3 separate regions of the Homo sapiens genome follow, and all the other regions are linked to region 2. Evidence: chromatin loops called from intact Hi-C (ENCODE). Cell type or tissue: heart right ventricle. All regions are shown on one strand.

Region 1 (8,000 bases), 55 kb after region 2:
AGCAAAAAGAACAAATCTGGAGGCATCACACTACCTGATTTCAAACTATACTATAAGACCATAGTCACCAAAACAGCATGGTACTGGTACAAAAATAGGCACATAGAACAATGGAACAGAATAGAGAACCTAGAAATAAATCCAATTACTTATAGCCAACTGATCTTCGACAAAGTAAACAAAAATATAAAGTGGGGAAAGGACACCCTTTTCAACAAATGGTGCTGGGATAATTGTCAAGCCACGTGTAGAAGAATGAAACTGAATCCTCATCCCTCACCTTATATAAAAATCAACTCAAGATGGATTAAGGACTTAAATCTAAGACCTGAAACTATAAAAATTCTAGAAGCTAACACTGGAAAACCCCTTCTAGACTTTGGCTTAGGCAAGGATTTCATGACCAAGAACCCAAAAGCAAATGTGATAAAAACAAAGATAAATAGCTAGGACTTAATTAAACTAAAGAGCTTTTGCACTGCAAAAGTAACAGTCAGCAGAGTAAACAGACAACCCGCACACAGACTGGGAGAAAATCTTCACAATCTATACATCTGACAAAGGACTAATATCCAGAATCTACAAGGAACTCAAACAAATCAGCAAGATAAAAACAATCCCATCAAAAAGTGGGCTAAGAACATGAATAGAGAATTCTCAAAAGGAGATATACAAATGGCCAACAAACATGAAAGAATGCTTAGCATCACTAATGATAAGGGAAATGCAAATCAAAACCGCAATTCAATACTACCTTACTCCTGCAAGAATGGCCATAATCAAAAAATGAAAAAATAGTAGATGCTGGCATGGATGTGGTGAACAGGGAACACTTCTACACTGCTGGTAGGAATGTAAACTAGTACAATCACTATGGAAAACAGTGTGGAGATTCCTTAAATAACTAAAAGTAGAACAACTATTTGATCCAGCAATCCCACTACTGGGTATCTACCCGGAGGAAAAGAAGTCATTATACAAAAAAGATACTTGCACACACATGTTTATAGCAGCACAATTTGCAATTGCAAAAACATGGAGTCAAACCAAACGCCCATCAATCAACAAGTGGATGAAGAAACTGTTATATATATATATACACACACACACACATATATATCACAGTATATATATATATCATCATATATATATTTCATCACATATGTATTTCATCATATATATATATGATGGAATACTACTCAACCATAAAAATAAATGAATTCATGGCATTCACAGTGATCTGGGTGAGACTGGAGACTACCATTCTAAGTGAAGTAACTCAGGAATGGAAAACCAAACATCATATATTCTCACTCATAAGTGGGAGCTAAGCTACAGGATCCAAAGACGTAAGAATGACACAATGGACTTTGGGGATTTGGGGAAAGGGTGGGAAGGGGGTGAGGGATAAAACAGTATAAATAGGGTGCAATGTATACTGCTTGGGTGATGGGTGCACCAAGATCTCACAAATCACCACTAAAGAACTAACTCATTTAACCAAACACCACCTATTCCCCAATAACCTATGGAAATAAAATAAATAAATAAATAAATATATAACGCACTCTCAGGTATGTCTTTATTAGCAATGTGAAAACAGACTAATACACTATATAGGCCTATTCTAAATCTTGTCAGAACATACCATTGGGTCTTATCCATCACTTATGGATTTGATGTTATGTCTCTTCTTTAACATTCCATTCCATTCAGTCCAGCAAATGCTCACTGAGCCCCTGCTATGTGCCAGGGCTTTGATGAATATGGTCAGATATCAAGACTGGAACTCAGAGTCCAGCAAAGGAGAGAAGTGTGGGCAAACAGTAACAATGTTGTCTAACAATGTTATAATAGAGGAATTGATAAAGACTTTTGTAACATGCATAGGCAAGCATGAGTTCTCCTGCAGTGGTTTCTCCTAGAGGGGTCTGGATGTGAAGAATGGGTCAGAGGAGGCCAGGCACAGAATGCATGGAACAGCATTCCAGCAGAGGAACAGCATAAGCGAAGACATGTGGTATTAAAATACATGAGAGTCCCAAGTGGTCAAATATAATTCACACACAAGTGAGCAGCTGACAAGGAGCCCAGGAAAGTATGATGAGATGTTAGGTAAAGGACTTGCATGCTAAAAAATTTGTGTTTTTTTTTCTGTGAACACTGAGAACCATCAGAGGTTTTTAAGCAATGAGGTGGCAGAATGAGATCTGACATGTTCAGAGGAGATATATTTGGAAATAAAGATATTTGCAATGACTATTTCTATTCGACTTCTTTTTTAAAAATCTCCTAGGGAGACCAGAAGGCACTGATAAGCACTGTCAGCAGATCTGCATGGGATAGGCCCAGGCAGATTACAGGACTTCTGGTCATTTCTGATAGTTTCTTAATCTTACAGAAAATCACAACAGCCTTTGTCTTTGTCATTCACCATACTTTCTATTCCCTGCTTTGGTGCCTGATTCTCTGCCTCCCTTTAATCTTTTGAAAGATTTATGGCACCAGCACTTTTGCATGTGATGTGCTCATCTGATGTCAGTTACCATAGACGGAGGCTGGCAGAGAGATAGTCGGTTACAGTTGAGGACGTGTGACTCTATGTGAGGGAAACATTTCTCTGAGGAAATAACTTGGCATTTCAGCTTCATACGAGGGCCCATTGGGGAGAAGAGAGGATGAGATGCCAATTCGCTAATGGGAATCTACAACCTTGAGCCCCCCTCTCCACAGAGAGCTCAAACACTCGTTGGCGGGGATCGTTTGCATTTACTTACATCTCAGAGGCTCTGGTGGAAATACAATCTCTAAATATTGAAGGCAGAGCTGGAGACACAAAAATCGCTTTGCTTTTATTTGCCCCAAACCACATACACTCAAACAGATGAAATATGTATGAAGTGAGAACCATCTGTGGCACGTACAGAGTGTGTCCCATGGATGCATCCGGGGGCCTCATTGTGAGATTCGGTTACCTGTCTGACAGAGACAGAGAGCCAGTGGCAACTGCATCTTTGATTTGGGCTTTTTTTTTTTTGTCTTTCATGCAATTTCTCTCCATGTAGTCTTGACAATGCCCTTTAAAAATGTATTTTAATCTTGGATCTCTCTGTCTACAGGATGATCCTCTGAGAGAGTCTCTTTTGGACAGAGGACTTGCAAAGTAAGACTAACACAGCTGGGGAGCACTGGGGATAGGTAAAAGTGGTGATGCAGGTTGTTTGCAGCAGGTGGCTACAGAATGGCTCAAGGCAGGGGTATCTGTCTGGTTTGCACGGGCACCTGATAGCCTAGCAGTGGGGCTGGGGTTTTTCACTCCAGTTGGGTTCCTTATGGTGGGGAGCCTCCTACTACTGTTTCTGCCAGTCTGGCATCAGAAGGTGAAGGGAGGAGCTGGCTATGGGATCACACCTGGTGTATTGGAGGTTTGGGGGTGTGTATGGCACAGAGATAGGGAGGTAACATTACACATCCAATGTATGTGATGAGTCTTCAGGGTACTGCCATCCTTCAGAACAGCCTCCTGGCCTCCTGCCATCCTCTTTGCCTAACACACAAAAGCCCATCTTCTGTGTTGCTCTTTGCTGGAGATGTGTGGAGCTCATAAACTTCTCATGATCCCCAAACATTCTCAGGGCATCTTCAGATTCCATTCTTCAGCATCCTCCACCGGCTCCAGGGAGACAGGGATCCCAGCTCCTCCTCCAGGCTATGCTCTACACAATCTCCCTTCACCTTGCCTCAGGCCCACCTCAGAGTTTGTACAGTTTCCTACCCAGCAAACCCTAAATTGGTACATGCCACTCGGAGAGGAGCTCCACGGTTTCAGGAAAATGAGCAGCGGGGATTCTGGGTGTGTGGGAGAATGACAGAATTAAAAAGGAAAGAGAAGATGGCCTGCCCCTCTACAGCTCTGCCTGAGGACAGGGTAGTGGGGAGGGTTGGAAAACTCACCCAGGTGCATCCCCATGCCTGGCAGTGACCCCAGACCTCTAAGGCCAGACATCTCCCTGCGAAGTTACATGATAGATAAAGAGAACTACGTTGGAAGGAAATGGAGGAAGCATGTCTAAGATCTGAAGACCCACTTACCACTCTGATTCTGCCACCTGCTGGCAAATCTACGATGCCATTGCCCACACAGCCGAGTCTGGACTTCCAAGCGCAGTATACAGGCCCTGCATGATCCCACCCCTGTTTATCTCTCCATCCTTACCTCCTTTGTGCTCCACTTCCCTCTACTCCAGCCATCCTCTCGCCCCTCCTCACTACCCCACCCTGCTCCCATGCCCCACACATACACAAACAATATCAGACAGTTTAGAATCTTTCAAACATCTCACACTGCTTCTGGCCCCAGGACCTTTCTACATACTGCTTCATCTGACCTCTGCGCTCCTCTATTCATACACTCCACAAAGCACCACGGAGGTACCAGGCACAGAGAAAAAGAAGACCTGGTTCCTGCTCTCATAAACTCACAAGAGAACTTTCTCTCTCCTCACCCACTCGGTGAACTCCTATCCATACCTCAGAACGCAGCTTTAACATCCCTTCCCCTGAGACTCTTTGCTTCTGCCTGGGGAAGAGCCTCCTCCCATCTCTGAAGCCCCTGTAATGTTGCTCTTCTCATAGAACAAAGAAGTTCTCTGACTCTCAGAAGCCTGTAGACCCTTCAGCAGACAGCACAGTGCAAAAATCCTGTTTCGGTCTCTGTGGATAAAACTTGGCTCAGATTTTATTTGGGGCCGGTGTTTATGTCTCTCCAAGCATTACATGCACATAAATGTACATTTAGACATGCTCCCATACTTCAAATGCTTCTTGTGAGGATCTGTTGATTTTTTTGGTAGGCGTTAGATGGTAGCATTTTTTTTCATCACAAAAAGAACATGAAATGTAATAAAATTGAACAAGATGCAGCGTACATTTCTCCTTTTCTGTGGCATCTTTTCAGAAAAACTGTGGCCATGGAATTTAACCACCCATCTTAGTCTGTTGGGCTGCTTTTTAAAAATGCCTTAGACTGTGTAGCTTAAACAACAGACATTTATTTCTCACAGTTCTGGAGGCTGGGAAGTTCAAGATCAAGGTGCTAGCTAATTGGGTTTCTACTGAGGGCCTGCTTTTGGGTTCATGGATGGTGCCTCCTCATGCAACCTCACATGGTGGGGAGAAAGAGAAAGAGCTCTCTGGTGTCTCTTATAAGGACACTAAACCTATCACATCACGGCTCCACCTTTATGAGTTTATTTATCTTTAATTACTTACTTACTCCAAATATAGCCATACTGGGAGTTAAGGCATCCGTACATGAATTTGGGGAAGACATAATTTGGTCTATAGCACACCAGTGTTTTTTATTCTTTTGAAGCCCCTGCCTCACAGTAACCTGATCCCATACTGTTCAATTCCCAAATAAAAAGGGCATGCATGCCTGGTGCCTCTGACACTCAGTTATATTTTTAGGGAGTTCTTAAAAAAATTACTTCCAGAAAACTTGAAAAATATAAAATGTACCAAAAAAGAAAATCAAAAGTCACCAACAAATCCCTTAACAACATTTTGATATGCATCCTTCCAGCTAATCTACATGACTAACTAGTTGTCTATCAATATTTTTAATAAATATTGTATCATCCTTTACAATCTTGTGGCTACAGATGGCTTATATACTAATTAGAATTCAGCTCTGGTTCTCTGTGGATGCATTGTGAACCAAATAACATACCCAAGGATCTGATAAACCAAAAACTGTCTTTAACATTAACTTCTCAAAGAATTATACAGATTTGCTTTTTTCTTTCTTCTTTTTTTTTTTTTTTTTTTTTTTTTTTTTTTTTGAGACAGAGTCTCACTCTGTTGCCCAGGCTGGAGTGCAGTGGTGTGATCTCTGCTCACTGCAGCCTCGACATCCTGGGCTCAAGCAATCCTCCCACCTCAGCTTCCTGAGTACCTGGAACAACAGGCGCATGCCACCACTTCCAGCTAATTGTATTATTTGCAGAGACGGGGTTTCATCATCTTGCCCAGGCTGGTCTGAAACTCCTCGGCTCAAGTGATCTGCTTGCTTCAGCCTCTCAACGTGTTGGGATTACAAGCATGAGCCACAGTGCCTGGCTGAGACTCACTTTTTATCATGACATCTGTCACCAGGGACTTGATGTGGATGAACAATCGCACCCCTGCCCTCCCACACACACACATAAAACATGCTCCCCAGTCACTGCTTTGGAATAAAGACCAAATATTTACCACGGTCTGGAAAGCTCTGCATGGGCACATGCTGGCCCTATCTACCTTCCAGCCCATCACACACCAGTCTGCACCCCATCTTTCAGTCTTTAAGACGACAGCATGCAGGGTCCTTCCTTAGATAAGTCTTCCCTGAATCCCTAACTAGCTCAAATTCCCCTTGTATGCACTCCTAACCTCCGTTTCTTAGCATTTATCTAGGTTGTAATTTCACATTTTTGCTTGTCTTCCCAGCTGAGCTATAAACTCAAATATAGTAGGCACTCAATATTTGATAAAGGAACAACTGAAGAGAACAATGCATACTTGATTTTTTACATTAGTGTTTTCTGATGAGATAAAGCAAAACTGAAGCCCTTCGTTTATTTCCTCTCTGAGATCACACAGCCAATTAGACATGTAAGGGGTTTGAGACCAGGGCCTAGGGCACCTCCAGCTGTTTATTTCTTGCAGAATGAAGCTTCCTCCCATAAACCAGTGACTGGGGATGAACTCAGGAGCTGCTTTCCCAAACTGAACTTTTTAAGCAAGGTCAGGAAATTGGGGGTTATTTTCCCAGGGAAATGTGGAAACTGCAAAATTATTGTGAACAGGGTAAAAAGTTATGGCTTATGTTTGAAGGAAATTGCTTTTCACTATAGAAAATTACTGCATGTTCTCTAGCTCTGAACACAATTCCTTCTATGATTATGAAATCATATTCTTTTCTACGTATTTTTTCCCTTTGCTTCTGTCTGCAGTATATATCAAATAAAAGATTTTTTTTAAAAAAAGGGAAAGAAGAAGAGAAATAAAAAGAAGATACAATGACCAGGCAAGTTATTTATGAGAGTTCACCATCTGTTTCTTTCACAAATGCAATAGGCTTTTTTAATATAACATTTATTAATATCGATACTGGTAGTATTGAACAAAAAGAACTTTAGAGGGGAGAAAAATCAAGCAGTCAGTGATAAACATGTGCTAGGAAACAACTGCTGGCATGATCAGCATTTGGCTTGTTGAAGGTGGGAGCAAAAAGAGAGGTACAGACACTAATGACAGGCCTAGTGGCGGGGGCACTGGTCAGAGGTGCAGTGGCAGAAATCTTGGTGCACATGCTTAAGTATACAAGAAACATACCTTTTTAATTATCTCTCAGAACTTTCAACAGTAAACCTCACTTCTTTGTGAGGTAAGCATGCCCTATGTGCCATGTTAGTGCCACTGTCCTAAATCTCCAGGGTGTCAGGGCATCTGGGGGTTGGGGTTGTAGTGCACAGAGAAAGCATCACAGTCCATAGGTTGGCCCTCAGTAACCTGTTGATATGGCTGCTCAGATCCTGCACAGCCTGTGGTCTTTCAAACTGGGTGCCACATCATCGAGACCTTTCTTTCTTGAGTCTCACTGCCATCTTTCCAAAATACCAGGAAGCCAGTCAGTCCAGGAAGGAGGAGTCCACTGTTATGAGTTGAATTGTGACCTCCAAAAAAGATACGTGGAAGTCCTAACCCCCAGTACCACAGATGCAGTGGCTCACACCTATGATCTCAGCACTTTGGGAGAGGTAGAAGGATAGCTTGAGGCCAAGAGTTCAAGATCAACCTGTTCAACAGAGCCAGATCCCATCTCTACCAAAAAAAAAGAAAAAAAAGCCAGGTGCGGTAGTGTGTGCCTATAGTCCCAGCTACCCAAGAGGCTAAGGCAGAAGGATCACTTGAGCCCAAGAGTTTGTGACCAGCCTGGGCAACATGAGATCCTATTA
Region 2 (8,000 bases):
GGTATTTGCTGCATACATGAAGAACTGTCTTAAATGGAAGGCAGAGGCATGGATCCTGTGAAGTCTTTTGAAATAGAAGCCATAATTACCAGTCCCATTGGTATGGGGTAGAGCTAAAGTGCAGGGAGGTGAACAGAGAGCCTTTCAAATTTCTTCTAGCCAGAAATTTCTATAATTATATGGTTCCTTTGGTGAATTCTCCACTCCATCTTACTCTTTTTCAGTCTACCTTTTCATTGGCTCCGTTTGTAATAGAAAAGCAAAAGTTATTCCCCAGTTGTATAAGGCCGAGTCCAGGTCGTACAGAATAATGAAATGGGAAAGCTCAGAGACCCTAATGTTAGACAATGAAACAAGAAACTCACAGACCTCTGGACATGCCATGAAATGGGAAAATGTGCATTTTACCTCCTCCACAGCACATGGAATTTTGAAGACCAAGGAGAGATAGGAGAACGGGTCATCATAGGTAATACTTGTTATCTGGTTTACCTGTCTAACTTGCTCTTTGTTTTCTCTGGTATCTGAATACAAACTGAATTGTAAAAGAGAACATCAAAGCTAACAGTATGAATTGAGTGTGAAATAAGTCATGACAAGGAGGTGGTTTATGAGTGTGCTGAAAAGAAAGGGGAAAACTCAGGCATAAAGTAATAATGAGTTGCGTCTACTAAGAGACATAGGGAAGAAAGGAGAATAAGATTTGAAAAGTAGATAGCCTATGTGGCAGAGAGCTAATTATCCTGACATCTAATCTTCCAGGAGGCTAACAGTTAGTTCACCTGCTAAAAGTCATCTAGGAGTGAGGTGCAGAGATATTTTTAAATGTGCCATTTTCATAATCTAGCGTGCCTACATCTGATAGTCAAACCCTTAAGGACTAGCTGTTAGAGCAAAATATGAAATACTCTGTTCAGCTCTGTGCTTTAGACACTGGGAAGTTATTAGCAATCATAAGCCTCTTAACACCATTGAAATGAGTTCCTGAAACTTGCTGCTAGACTTGGAAGGCCTGCAGCACCTCTGAGTGAATCAACCAATACTTTATTTTGCATTGCTGTTTTTATCTGATAGATTTAATGGTTTGGAAAAGTGGTCTGGGCAGAGGGTTTGAAAGATATGGAGGGGAAAAAAAAATAAAGAGCAAGACCTAGGTAGGGTTTTAGTTCCAGAACACTTTCTAATTGGCTTTGCTATCTTGGTCATTTAGGTAAATTTACAGAATTATACCATTCCAGGCACTTTACAGGAATTAGCTCATAAAGCTCTGGAACAACCCTATGAAATAGGTACTGTCATTATTAATTCTGTTTTATAGGCAAGGAAACTGAGGCTTAGAGAGGCTAAGTAGCTTGCCCAAAGTCACACGGGAAGTAAACCAGAGAGGTCCAATTTGTGTCCAGCCTTTCCTCCCTGAGGAGTCCATGCCCTTATGTACTTTGCTATATGGCAGTTTTGAGCTTGTCTGCAATTACCATGTGTAGACAAGGTACTAGACACTACTAGACACTGCTGGACACAGAGCCACATCTGAAGATACAGTGCAGCCCAAATAGACATGGCCCCTGAATACATGGTTCTTACAGTCGGAGCAAAAGCAGACATTAAACAAATACTTTGAAATTCTTAAATGATCTCAAGTGTGCAAGGAGTTCTGAAGAAGGAAGGGACATTAGGTTTTTTTCCTCAATAAAACAAGAAAACTAAATTAATACAATCTCCCTTCCAACTCTATCATTCTCTTCTTTTCAAAAATTTGCAACCCCAAATACAATGTAAGCCAACAATACAAATCATTAGACCTACAAAACTTCTGTTCAGCTCACAGAGCTTGTGCTGACCTATGAAAGCCCCATGTTCTTCAATTTCAACAGCTCTCTTTTTAATTTTAGGCCTTCTAGGAGGGGCCTACTAGGTTTGCCTAACTCATTACATTGATAGAGTGCCTTAAAGTTGACCAACATTTTCCCATGTCTTAGAGTCTTCCCGACCATCTTGTGAGGTGGGCGCTTGTCCCTCCATTTGTGAGTCATAGTCGTATTCACTGAGCACTCTGTTATGTGCCAGACCCTGAGCTACACACTTCACATACTTTATCAGTCAGTCTTCATAACAATCTTCCTGTATGAAGGAAGTAAATATCATGATAGATGAAGAAGTCAAGGCTTAGAGAAATAATTTGTCTAAAGTCTAACAGCTGGGAGGTGGAGAAACAGGGATTGTCTGCTCCATAGCCTGAACTCATGGCACCCTATTGGGAGATTTGGCTTCCCAAGGACATGCAGCCAGTGAAGGGCAATGTTAGTATTTGAACTTCAGTCCTTTGTTCTTTCCTCCATAACCCAGATACCTCTATATACCTATGTCTGCTTTTGTGGTTTGAGCACATAGGCTAGTGGAAAGATATTTTGAAATATCTTAAGTGTAGATAAATTGAGGAATATGTTCTACTTCATTTGGCTATTGTCAAGTTTTTTTGTGTGTGTGGGAACAAAGAAGGTTTGCATTTATAAGGCAGAATTATTAGCAAAGGCATTTCCCATGTATGACTGGAGCTAAGCCCTGAACTTGCCTTACTCGTTTTTGACATGTTTATTAACAGTCGAGAAATGCAGAAGCGTGGAAGGCAGACACACTGCACTTAAGCTCTGATGTAGTTGGCTAAAAGAAACTGACCTCCAAGCCAATACAATCCTCAAATGTAGATGTTGCCCAAGAAAGTAGACTTCGAAATCTTCAATGTCCTTAGATGTTCCATTGGATTTTTCTGTGACTCGGTCTTGCTCCTCTAAAACTCATATCAAGAAAGATCCTTTGGGGTCTTTTGATAAAATAAAATTGATAAGTGAATAATATTGTTTACATCAAACATAGTTTAGTACATGAGTGCTCTGTAATGCTATTCAAGGAACATGACTGTCCACGTTTTAAAATTAATATTTTAAAATAAAACCAATGGGGAAATCTGGCTAATTTTAAGCAATGTTGTATTTTTATAAGTTATCAAGAAAAAATGTGCTTGGTATAGAAAGTTGTTTAGTTTTAGAAATAAAAATATAGGCAAATAAACCCCAGAAAGAAACAAAAACATAAGGGTTTGGGCACAAATAGAAGAATCTTAAAAATCAGATTAAAGATAAGAAAAAATTATAGACCCGGTTTCTGACCAGCAATTTACTTCCCTGACACTAGATGGGGCTCACCGGTTGAGGTTATTTCCTTTCCCGATTTGCAGACAACGTAGAGAATTCAACTGGGATTTGGGTTTAGCATTTTAAAAGATAAGTTATTGGAAGTTATTCAATGGGAATCCTAATAAGATTGACTTTTTTGTTGACAACAATAGTCTTATTGAGCAAAGCTAGCTTTATCCCAATTTAACATGAAATAGGTCACTATTAGAAAAGACAGCTTTATTGTGTTTGTATTTGGGATTAACGGATAAAATAAATAGTTCTTTTCTTCCCACAGGGGTTGATGGGCCAGCTTTATTCTAAATGACTGAAGACTTCTGTTCTTTTCAACAAACACAGTCCTCCAATTAGGAGCTGCAAATAAGATTATATGCCCTGAATAAGTCTGAAAAGGTCCTTTTATAATTAGAAAGTTTGTGTGTGGGAAGTGGAAGCAGCATGAAGTGCTCACTGTGGCTTTATTAAAAGAGTGACATGAAGATTTTCCCAAATCCTCATCTGAGTGCTCGAAAATGATAAAATAAAAATTATGAAAAACTGTATGCATATTCCATTTCTTCTTTTTCTTTCTGAAAGCTTTCACATTTATGCTATAGAAACAAGTCAATGGTTTTTTAAAATTTTATCAGGCATATTCGAAACAGACTGTCATTTGATAGTGTGCAGATTGTTAAAATACAAGTGAAAATGATTTCAATGAAGGGATGAAGTTTAATACAGTGCATACTTTATATTTTCATTTTAACACTTTTATGATCGTCACTCCATCACTACAGTGACATAATATTTTGTTAAATATGGTTGGACTTAACTTATATTAAGCTTCCTGGTCTGTGGACACACAGGACTGATTGTGCTCAGCTACTCTTCTAGACCAATCAGACTTTAGTATGTAAATGGACATTTCCTGGATGAACCAATGACCGTCCCCCACGCCCCCCCGCCCTCCCCCCCCCCCCCCCACACACATTGCACTCGGGACCCAGTTGCATACAGCCCTTACAGCTTCACAGAAGGAAGATGCCTGCTGGACACAGCTTCCTATGAGCTAAGACGGGAAGTCAAGGCTGGCAGGAAAGAGGAAGAGCTGAGAGGCTAGATAATAATAGGAAAATAACAGTTCCAGGCACTGTGGACAGAACCACAGCCAATCTGCGGCTCAGCCACTTCCACAAATATATTTTGAGTGCTTACAATGTGCCAGACACTGTCCGGGGGCTGGAGATACAGCAGTGGACAGAGACAGATATCCCTGTCCTCAGAGAGCTGACATTCTAGACTTTCTGAACTAATGTGACTCCAGTGGATTGTTATTTTTTGTAGTTTAAGTTATGAAAAAATTATTATTCGGAGATAAAATTATTTAACAATATTGAATGTGCTCTTTCCAGCTGCATTCTCACTACCCCACTCCTATCCCATCCAGAAATTTAGACACACTCCTCCCTGTAGGGATCACCATGCCACACAGACTATAAATGTGTTCAGCTGCTGGGCTGTTCTACTGAGAGGACTTTTATGTCTAGATGGAACCATAGGCTTTACATCATAGCAAGGTGTAATTTTGACAAATGGTTCTAAGTCCTGGTTGCACAATAGAGTCATCTGGGGAAGCTTTATAAAAACACCTAATGCCTATGATCCCTTGAATATCACACCGACAGCACAGGAAACAGAAGCAAAAGTAGACAAATGGGGCTGCATTGAACTAAAAAGTTTCTGCACAGCAAAGGAAACAATCAGCAGAGTGAAAAGGCAACCTGTGGAATAGGAGAGAATATTTGCAAACCATATATCTGATAAAGGGTTAGTATGGAAAATATGTAAGAAACTCATACAATTTAATAGCAAAAAAATCAATAGCCTAATTTAAAAATGGGAAAATGACTTGAATAGACATTTCTCCAAAGAAAATATACAAATGGTCAACAGGTGTATGAAAAGATGCTCAACATCAGTAATCATCAAAGAAATGTAAATCAAAACCACAATAAAATACCATCTGACACCGGTGTGGACAGCCACTATTAAAAGAAAAAAAAGGAAAAGAAGAAACAGAAGGAAAGAAAAGAATAAATGTTGGTTAGGAAATGGAGAAACTGGAACCCTTGTACGCTGTTGGTGGGGAAAAAAGATAGAGCAGCTGCTATGAAAAACGGTATGGAGATTCCTCAAAAAATTAAAAATAGAGCTACCATATGATCCAGCATTCCCATGTCTGGGTATTTATGCAAAAGAACTGAAATCAGGATCTTGAAGAGATATTTGTCCTCCATGTTTCTTGCAACACTACTCACAATAGCTAAGAGGTAGAAACAACCTAAAGGCCCACCAACTGATGAATGGATAAAGAAAATGTGGTGGGTGCATCCAGTGGAATATTATTCAGCTTTAAAACAGAAGGAAATCCTGACACATGCTACAACACAGAAGAACTTGAGGACATTATGATATGTGAAATAGGCCAGTCACAGAAAGACAAATACTGTATGATTCCACGTGTATGAGGTATCTACTAAAGCAGTCAAACTCATGGAAGGAGAAATGTGAATGGTGATACCAAGGACTAGTGAGGGAGAGAAATGGGGAGCTGCTGTTCAATGATTATAGACTTTCAGTCATGCAAGATGAAAAATTTCTAGAGATTTGCACAACAGATATGTATAACAATGGGCATGTAGTTAACAATACTGTACTGTACACTTAAAAATTTGTTGAGAGGGTATATTTCATGTATGTTGTTGGGTTTTTTTTTACCATAATAAAAACAAAAATGCAAACAAAAAACACCTAATGCCTGGCTCCGCTCTAACCAATTAAATCAGAATTTCTGGGGGTTGGGTGTTGGGCATCCCTTTGTTGTTTTTGATGATGTTGTTTTTCCTCTTTTAGCTGTGCACATTAGAGAGCTTCATGCTAAAAAGTCTCCATAAAACATTATCATCTTCTTCTTCTTTTTTTTTTTTTTTTCTTGAGACAGGGTCTCACTCTGTCACCCAGGCTGGACTGCAGGGACCCATTTTGGCTCACTGCGGCCTCAACCTCCTGGACTCAAGCAATCCTCCCACCTCAGCCTCCCAAGCAGCTGGGACCACAGGCGTGCGCCACAATGCCTGGCTAAAATAGTTTTGTTTTTTTGTTTGTAGATATGGGGTTTCTCCATGTTTCCCAGGCTGGTCTCGAACTCCTGAGCTCAAGCAATATGCCGATGTCAGCCTCCCAAAGTTCTGGATTACAGGCATGAGCCACTATCTTCTTTTTTTAAAATATCCATCCCTCATCTCATATTTGCTCTCTAACAATAACCGTAATACTTAATAATATCTGTTTTAATCAATGGCACCATTGTCCTTCAAGTTACCTGCCTGGAAATGTGAATGTCATACTAAATTCACTCCAACTGCCAGTCATCAATAGTGTTAATTCTACATCTTAAAGATCTATCCATCCCCACCACTCCAACCACATCTTTAGGATGGGTTTTTCTCACTTCTAAAATTGATATCTAGTTATGTTGCTCCACCTTTGAAAATTTTCACCAAATAGCCTAACTTTCAGAATGAACTTTAAACTAAAGCTAATATGCCTCTTTTGCCTACTCTATCCACTGAAATAGAAGGAAGGAGGGTCAACTGAAAAGAGGTAAGCTTTACATAGTATATTTTATATGCCTATCATTCATATTTCTTTCTGAGTACTAATAAAATTAGGGTTTGGGTTTTGACTGGACCTTGCTATTCTAAACGTTGCAATTGATTTCTATATGGCTATGCATGTCCTGCCCAAGTCTACATGATCTTACCCTTGCCAACTGCTCAGCCTCATCTTCACATGCAAGCAATGCTCCATCATTTCCAGTCTCCTCTCAACTCCTCAGAAGAGCCATCTCTCTGCCATTTGAACATTGGCACAGGTTGTTCAAACTCTCTACACCTTCCTTCTTCCTGCCCTCCACCAGCTCACTAATCCTTCTCCAGACTTCAAGATCAGCTTATATATTACATTGGCTTAGGGTTGGGAACAGGGATGGTCACAGCAACAGATGATATAACAAAGATGGCTGGCAGTGCCCAAGGACTTTTGAGCCTATGCACCTTCATTTCCAAAGCTGCCTTCTTGAAGCCATCCTGGCCAGCTTCATGGAGTTTACAGGACCCACTCATCCCTTTGTCTTTTACAGGTTACCCAAAAAGAGATGCTCTAGAGGAAATGGCACAAAGCCATAGAATTTTAATTGCAGTTTGTAATTACAAATGTGAGTAAGTCAAAGTTTGCAAAATCTGTAAAACTGAGAAATTACTATGAATTTTGCAACAATGACAAGAATAGTTGTGAGTAGGTCCACACAAACAGATGAGTTATATAAATACAGGAAGCAACTTTTCTCACCCATCCCCAACCACTACAACCAAAGCCAAAATATACCTGTTGGCTACCACCCACTAAAATATGAGCGGGAGAGGTCAAATGAGAAGAGGTGAGATTTATATAGCATATTTTGTATCCTTATAATTAATATTTCTTTCTGAGTACTAACGAAATTGGAATTTGAGTTTTAAGTGGGCCTTGCTGTTCTAAACGGTGCAATTGATTTGGATATTGCTATTGATTTGCTTTTTAGGCTATTATCTACTTGACAACCAGGAAGAATGATCTTCTTTGGATCTGACCTGCCAGATTTGATTCCCAAGGAATGATGAACATCCATTAGAGGGTCCATATATATTAATGAGCAAGAGGGTGTTGAACTGCATACTCTGTAATTATATCCACAATTGCTTCCACATTTAAAACAAGTTTTGATAT
Region 3 (8,000 bases), 120 kb after region 2:
TCAAATAAAATTGACCCTCCAGTTTAAAGTGTTGCTTTGATTCTTGTGGCTTCTAACTGGCCTTAACACATAGCCTAGTGGCCCCTGGTAATGGACACACATTTCACAAATATGAGTAGATGATTTGCCAATACTAAGTCTATGTTGACAACCAGTAACAGAAAGTTGAGACAATATTTGTGAAATAAATTAATTTGGAATAGACAATATTAGTGAAATAAATAAATTTGGATTAGTAAGTTTGAGCATCTACTCAGAAAATGTCAAGGAGTAAAACTTGTTTTGCTCCTTGTTCAGACCACCACTTGCAGCATTTGCTGTAATCATATATAACATCTGCATCTTCATAACGTGTAAGGGGGATAGTATTTGGGGAATGGCAAACCACCATATTAATCCTCAGTTATCTTCAATTCCAAATCATGCTAGGGTATTCAGAGCACAGTCATTTTACACCTGGAGGTCTCAAATCATGTACATCTTTGGAATTGTTGAGAAAAGACTCCTTCCCACATGGCAGTAAGGCCACAGGTCTGGCTGTACTAAGGAAGGAAAAGTCTGCCTGTCCAATTGGAAGGATTGTAGGGAAGGAGAAGGGAGAAAGGAGTTGGGGAGAAAGGAATATGTAAAGGTGGTTCCTCTTCCCATCTACGCAAAGAAGGGGCAATGAATTTGTTTTCTGTACCATGTAGAAAATTATCATAAACTTAGTGGCTTAACATGACACATATTTATTATCTCACAGTTTCCATGGGTCAGGAGACTGCATGTTTTAGGTGGGCCCTCAGCCGAGGGAAGAAGGCAGAAGAAGGTGTCAAGAGGCTGTGTTTTCTCTCCCTCTCCCTCTCCCTCTCCCGTCTCCCCACGGTCTCCCTCTCCCTCTCCTGTCTCCCCACGGTCTCCCTCTCCCTCTGTTTCCACGGTCTCCCTCTCATGCCGAGCCGAAGCTGGACTGTACTGCTGCCATCTCGGCTCACTGCAACCTCCCTGCCTGATTCTCCTGCCTCAGCCTGCCGAGTGCCTGCGATTGCAGGCACGCGCTGCCACGCCTGACTGGTTTTCGTATTTTTTTGGTGGAGACGGGGTTTCGCTGTGTTGGCCGGTCTCCAGCTCCTAACCGCGAGTGATCTGCCAGCCTCGGCCTCCCGAGGTGCCGGGATTGCAGACGGAGTCTCGTTCACTCAGTGCTCAATGGTGCCCCGGCTGGAGTGCAGTGGCGTGATGTCAGCTCCCTACAACCTCCACCTCCCAGCCGCCTGCCTTGGCCTCCCAAAGTGCCAAGATTGCATCCTCTGCCCGGCCGCCACCCCGTCTGGGAAGTGAGGAGTGTCTCTGCCTGGCCGCCCATCGTCTGGGATGTGAGGAGCCCCTCTGCCTGGCTGCCCAGTCTGGAAAGTGAGGAGCCTCTCCGTCCGGCCGCCATCCCATCTAGGAAGTGAGGAGCGCCTCTTCCCAGCCGCCATCCCATCTAGGAAGTGAAGAGCGTCTCTGCCCAGCCGCCCATCGTCTGAGATGTGGGGAGCGCCTCTGCCCCGCCGCCCCATCTGGGATGTGAGGAGCGCCTCTGCCCGGCCGCGACCGGGAGGTGAGGAGCATCTCTGCCCGGCCACCCCGTCTGAGAAGTGAGGAGACCCTATGCCTGGCAACTGCCCCGTCTGAGAAGTGAGGAGCCCCTCCGCCCAGTAGCTGCCCCATCTGAGAAGTGAGGAGCCTCTCCGCCCGGCAGCCACCCCGTCTGGGAAGTGAGGAGCATCTCCGCCCGGCAGCCACCCCGTCCGGGAGGGAGTTGGGGGGGTCAGCCCCCCGCCCGGCCAGCCGCCCCGTCCAGGAGGGAGGTGGGGGGGTCAGCCCCCCGCCCGGCCAGCCGCCCCGTCCGGGAGGGAGGTGGAGGGGTCAGGCCCCCGCCCGGCCAGCCGCCCCGTCCGGGAGGGAGGTGGGGGGGTCAGCCCCCCGCCCAGCCAGCCGCCCTGTCCGGGAGGGAGGTGGGGGGGTCAGCCCCCCGCCCGGCCAGCCGCCCCATCCGGGAGGTGAGGGGCGCCTATGCCCAGCCGCCCCTACTGGGAAGTGAGGAGCCCCTCTGCCCGGCCAGCCGCCCCGTCCGGGAGGTGTACCCAACAGCTCATTGAGAACGGGCCAGGATGACAATCGCGGCTTTGTGGAATAGAAAGGGGGGAAAGGTGAGGAAAAGATTGAGAAATCGGATGGTTGCCGTGTCTGTGTAGAAAGAGGTAGACATGGGAGACTTTTCATTTTGTTCTATACTAAGAAAAATTCTTCTGCCTTGGGATCCTGTTGATCTGTGACCTTGCCCCCAGCCCTGTGCTCTCTGAAACATGTGCTGTGTCCACTCAGGGTTAAATGGATTAAGGGCGGTGCAAGATGTGCTTTGTTAAACAGATGTTTGAAGGCAGCATGCTCGTTAAGAGTCGTCGCCACTCCCTAATCTCAAGTACCCAGGGACACAAACACTGCGGAAGGCCGCAGGGTCCTCTGCCTAGGAAAACCAGAGACCTTTGTTCACTTGTTTATCTGCTGACCTTCCCTCCACTATTGTCCTATGACCCTGCCAAATCCCCCTCTGTGAGAAACACCCAAGAATGATCAATAAAAAATAAATAATAAAAAAAAAGAGGCTGTGTTTCTATCTGGTGGACCAACTAGAGAAAGGTTCACTTTCAAGTATGTTCCAGCTGTTAGCAGAATTCCGGAATTCCTTTCCTGGCAGTTGTGGGACTGATGTCTTGCTAGCTTTTGTACAAGGATGGCTCTCGAATGCTAGAGGATGCCCTCAGCTCCTTGCCATGTGGCCTCTCCTTCTGGCTGTTTCACACTTCCAATCTCTCTGACTTATCTGTCCCTGACCTCTGAACACGTATTTAAAGGGCTCATGTGAGTGGGTCTGTACCACCTGGGTAATCTCCCTCTTTTAAGATCAACTGATTTGGGATTTTAATCACATCTGCAAAAGCCCTTCACCACACACAGCACCTAGGTGAGTGTTTGAATACTGGGAGAAGGTGTGTGCACCAAGGGCCTGGAATCCTGGTGGTCATCTTCAAGTTCTGCCCAGGACAAGCCGTCACTGGTACCCAGTTGATGTGTGAGGAAGGCTGGAGACATGTTGCTAGTGCTCGTGTTCCGAGTCATTCTGGGGAGGCCGCAAGCCTTTGGGAAAAGCCCTTGTCTGCCACAGCAGCTTGTAATGGGACAAGAGCAGTGATAGGCATTGTTGTGGAGATGGATGATCAAATGAGTCAAAGGCAGCACTTCCAGCTGCTCAAGTCCTCCCCATGGCGAGCAGATGACTGGGAAGTGCACAGGCAGAGGGAGTGGCCCTGGTGGGCATGAGGGCTGCTGGCCTGGCCAGAGAGCAGAGTTAAGGGGATGGAGTCAGTGGAGACTGAGATAAAGAGCAAAAGCCGCAGACTCTAGCAGTGGGCCCCAGCATGGGAGCCCACCAAGTCTGCAAAGCCAGTCCTGCCACCCTCAAGAGAGGCAGAAAGGGTTCAGAGTTTTGCACAGAGACCCAAAGGTCTGGGCTCTTCTTTCCTGCTGAGAGTCTGGGAGCCACGGCCTTCCACAATTATACCCAGAGCCTTTTTGGAGAATAAATAAAGATGGGGAGGGGATCAGAGAGCCTGAGGAGACTTGAGTTGAGTTTTGGTTTTCCTCGGACTGATGGAGGTTCCAGGGCCCAGGACTCCGGGGTATCAAAACTGGAAAAGTCCTGACAAACAGGAAGGTTGGCACCCTAGCTTTAAAAGGCTATTTCGATTATTAAGTTGACCTAAGATTTAAACTAAATTATGCCAGGCTGAATCTCTCTCACACACACACACGCACCCCCACCTCAGGAAGGTCATGACCATCTACAGTAATGATCAGCTGCGCTGCATTTTTTTTGCTTGCCTGAGTTGTAGGTCTTGTACATTTGCAATACCTCATCACCAGTTTCATATTCTCTTGCTTCATCCTCACAGCAGCACTGTAATAAAGACAGAAAGGGGAATGACAGACGAGGCCAAAAGATGGCCTGAAAAGCCCACGACCAGTGACTGCATTGCAGGGCCCATGTTGGAACCAGATTGTTCAATTCCCAGTTTTCAGCATATGATGAATCTTCAGATCTAAGAATTTTGCCACCTACGCTTATCTTTTCCAGGGCTCTGCTTAATTTCATTAATAAATTAAATCCTGAATATTCATCACATGTCGATTACTATTCATCGAGTGTTCATTGGCTTCATGGCCATATTCAAGACATCAGGTGGGCATGGTCTCAGCTGAACCACAGCCTTCGGCAGTGGGCCCTCCTCACCTGCCTTCCTGGCCCAGATAACAATAGGAAAGTCAGAGCAAAGAGCAGGTCGGCCAGAGCACTATCTTTGTGTGATGCTTCCCCCTTGTGGCCAACTTGCCACTTTGGACAGGAGGTAAAGAATTCTCCAAAAGGTCTTCCTGTTCAGGGATTACCACTTAGGCAGGTAAGATGCCTGGGCTGAGGCCTGAGCCTGGGTGGGCTCTCCCATGCCCCAGGCTCAGAGATTTCACGTGAAGAATCCGGCTTCTTCATCCACTCTCTACTCCTTCGTGGACAAGGCAGGTGGAGGACAGATTGGCCCACAAGAAATCTGGGTGTTTGAAGATTAGGGACCCCAGAATAGTCTCTGACCTCCAAATTCCAGCCAGGAAACTCATCATTGTTTACCACCTGATGCTCTAAGACACATCAGTGCTTGACTGTCAACATATGTTCAGTGCATCTTGAGGGTGTTAATAGGCTGAAAGCAATGGCCAATTGTCCAGGATGACTGGGGAAGAGAAGAGTTGGTGGTTAACCATCCCATAATCTTCATCAAAGCTGCCCTCAGGCCTTCCTTGGTGTTTCTATTCTTTCCTTATGTATGTATAAATACAATTTATAAATTTCATATATATATTTCAGTATATATATATGTATATATATACATATATATATATACTGGAACATATAAATATGTACTTCAGTATATATATACTGGAACACATAAATATATATATAATATATATACTGAATAGAAATATATTTTTACATTCTAAAACTATATTGACCCAATTTGGCAGCCTAAGCGATGATGAAGCGGAGCAGATTTAGCTTGGCACATGGAGTCCTGTTCTACACAGGCTCCAAGACGAGCAGAGCCAGCCTATGATGGAGAGAGTGTCTGAGAGTAGAAAAATAATCAGAAAAATGGTGGCGGGCAAGGTAGAAGAATTAGTGGCAGAACGTTCCTGGATTATTTTTCTGAAGTCAGAAGCTCCAAGGAGGCAGCACTAATGGCAATTAATTGGTTAAAAGAATATTTCAACTAAACTTGTCTCACACTGGGTTTATGTAACTTGGTCTAGTGTAAGGTTCAGGGTGAAAATGGAGATAAGAATTAGAGTCAAGATGGCAGAAAATCTTCCCATTCTTGTTCTTGATAGAAAATCCATCTTCCGTTCTCCTCGCACCTCCTATGTCTTGTTTACATCGTTCATAATGCCTTCTCTTTCTGCTTGCAGGCCTGATTTTAACTCTAACAAATAAACTATTTGGGCAATTATTTCACTAAGTCTTTTTCCACTACCAAACCAGAAATGGGGACAGAAATGACAACAAATGTCTTTGAGTGAATGAGTGAATGAATGAAGGGCTGGATCACTGAATGAATAGGTGTTCAGTGCTGTGTTGGGTACAAGGGGTCCAGAGAGGAACAGAGAGAGGAGGCCTGGCCTCAAGGATCTGACAGTGGAGCAAGTAATTAGAAGGCTGAGGAATGCTTCAAAGCACAAGGGCAGTGAGCTATGAGAGTCTCCAGCAACCTGGCATGGTTTGGGGGTATATGAATTTAATGCCTCAAAAAATGCTTTGTTTAATGCACTAAACAAAGAGGTGGGAATCTGAGGAAAATGAGTGCCAGGCAGACAGAACTGTGTATGCCAAGGCCCGAGGCAGGGAAGGGATTAGCTCATTAGCAAGAGGGAAAGAAAATCACTGTGGCTGGGCCAGAGCGAAGGGGAGAAGGGCATGGAGTGAGGGGGCAGGGGCCAGATCACACAGGGCCTTCAGTCCTTACTGGGCTGGGCTTTTCTCTAAGGGTAGTAAGAAGCCATTGATGAGTAGTAAGCCATGCAGTGACATAATCAGGTTTGTTTTTTTTTTTAAAAAAATGAATTTCTCTGGCTGCTGTGTGGAGAATGGATTGGCCAGAGGGAAGAATAAAGAAGGCAAGGCCCGTCAAGAGGCTGCAGCGGCAGTCCAGGTGAGAGGTGATGCAGGCTTGATCTTGGTGGCAGTCCTGGAAATGAGGAGGATGGGGAGGATCCGGGAGTAATTCAGGAAGAACTTGTAAAGTGTATGAGTCAGAAGAAGGAGTCAGGGATAACACCCAGGTGTGCGGTTTGGGCAGCTGATGCACAGGTACTAAGAGGAGCAGTTCCTGGCTCATTTGGGAGCATCTTGAATTTAGTGTCCTGTGAGGAGCCATATGGTCAGTAATTGCTATGCAAGTCTGGAGCCTGAGAGAGGGCAGTGCTGGAAATAGAGAGAGTGTGAATGGTAAATGAACGGGGCGGGTCCAGGTAAGAGGAGCCTGAGGGAGTCCACCGACAGGCCAGTGGCTAGGCTGCCATGACTGTCTAGGGCAACGCAGCAACTCTGTGTGGTAACTCTTCCTGCATTTTGTTTTCTAGTCTGCATTTTCATGGGCATCAGATAATTAAATTCTCATATGTGGTAGAGGCTATGGTTGCTTACCCCATACCTATTCTCTCCTCTGCCTTGACAACAGACTCCTCTATTGTCAAAGGTCTCAATGTGCCCAGCTAGAAAACTATGCCTCCCGGCATCCTTTGCAGATAAAAATGGCTAGTGGGGTAAAAATGGAAATTGTTGAATGAGACTTTTAAAAAGTGTCCTAAGGGGGGCTGACTCAGCAAGGAGGCATATAACCTTTGGCTCTTCTATTTTTCTTTATTTCCTCCCTGGGACTTGGGCCTAATGGCTGGGGCTTCATTGGCCCTCTTGGACCATGAAGTAAACTTGAGGATGGAAGCTACACACTAAGGGTGGGGAAATGAGCAGAAAGATAGTTTCTGGGTCTCTGATGACTGTGAAGTTACCCTACCAGTCTGGGTGACTTCCAGGTTTCTTTGACATGAAATAAAAAATAAGCTTCTGCATTGTATAAGCCACTGATATTTGGATTTTGTGATTTATGCAGTCAAACTTAATCTGATAGATCATTCATACAATAATCAAACATGACAGTGAATTCAAGAGACTATATAGGAATACGCAAGAAAGGATAATGCAGGTCGGGTTGCTGCATGAAAGAAGAAAATGTTCTGTCTTATATCATCAGGGAAATTTTCCACATTTCTTTCAATGTCTTGAACTGGGAGTGCAACAACCAAAGCAGAACGTCCCAAGTCTCTCCCCTTGGGAGTCTATTAGCAACTGCATCTTTGAAATCACAAGGGCATGTCAATTCCATATACTGAAAGCAAGTACAAAAACTGTGCTCAATGTGATTAAGACCTAACAACTATAATTGAATAATTGCAAAGTTTATTTCAGACAATTTAGAAAGTGCAGGTATCTCAACTGCTTGGAATTCACATTCTGTACAAAGTTTGCTTGCAAAATTTCCAGAAAATTTTATTTATATATATATTTTTTTATATTTTATATATATTTTTTATATTTTATATATATTATATTTTATATATATTTTATATTATATATATAATATATATATATATAAACGTGATTCTCAGTTCCTGTTAGTCCACTAATTCTTCTAGAAGTTGGTCTCCAGGTTGCCTGACAAAGGAGGTATGTGAAGGCCAAAATCCAACCTGGTCTTTCTGCCCAAAGGCTACCTGGGGGTAGGGCCAGTTCCGCCTGGAGGCAGCAGCACTTTTTACAATTTGTCCCCCTTAAGAGGCATCCTTTGGCAATTGACACTGAGATGCTA

What was found. Peaks named below come from ENCODE experiments on the same cell type or tissue, not always from the same donor. Only the 100,000 strongest peaks of a DNase experiment are listed, where the experiment ranks them.
Region 1: a loop joins it to region 2, with 7 times the contacts of the local background. A loop is called at or near these places in 33 of 110 quality-filtered maps.
Region 3: it touches region 2 in a loop (9-fold over the local background); 81 of 110 quality-filtered maps call a loop at or near these places.

The regions. Positions count from the first base shown.
Region 1 is chr4:54,380,887-54,388,886 of GRCh38, reverse strand. No RefSeq gene overlaps it. Among named protein-coding and RNA genes, the nearest start is that of LINC02283, 52 kb to the right of the region's middle. In heart right ventricle, a CTCF peak has its summit at 4,110 (motif pointing left); a DNase peak (open chromatin) is centred at 4,114.
Region 2 is chr4:54,436,236-54,444,235 of GRCh38, reverse strand. No RefSeq gene overlaps it. Among named protein-coding and RNA genes, the nearest start is that of LINC02283, 110 kb to the right of the region's middle. In heart right ventricle, a CTCF peak has its summit at 3,187 (motif pointing right); a DNase peak (open chromatin) is centred at 4,266; H3K4me3 peaks cover 893 bases; H3K27ac peaks cover 1,845 bases.
Region 3 is chr4:54,319,419-54,327,418 of GRCh38, reverse strand. No RefSeq gene overlaps it. Among named protein-coding and RNA genes, the nearest start is that of LINC02283, 9.5 kb to the left of the region's middle. RefSeq lists enhancers at 1,362-2,019, 2,020-2,677. In heart right ventricle, a CTCF peak has its summit at 4,401 (motif pointing left); a DNase peak (open chromatin) is centred at 4,398.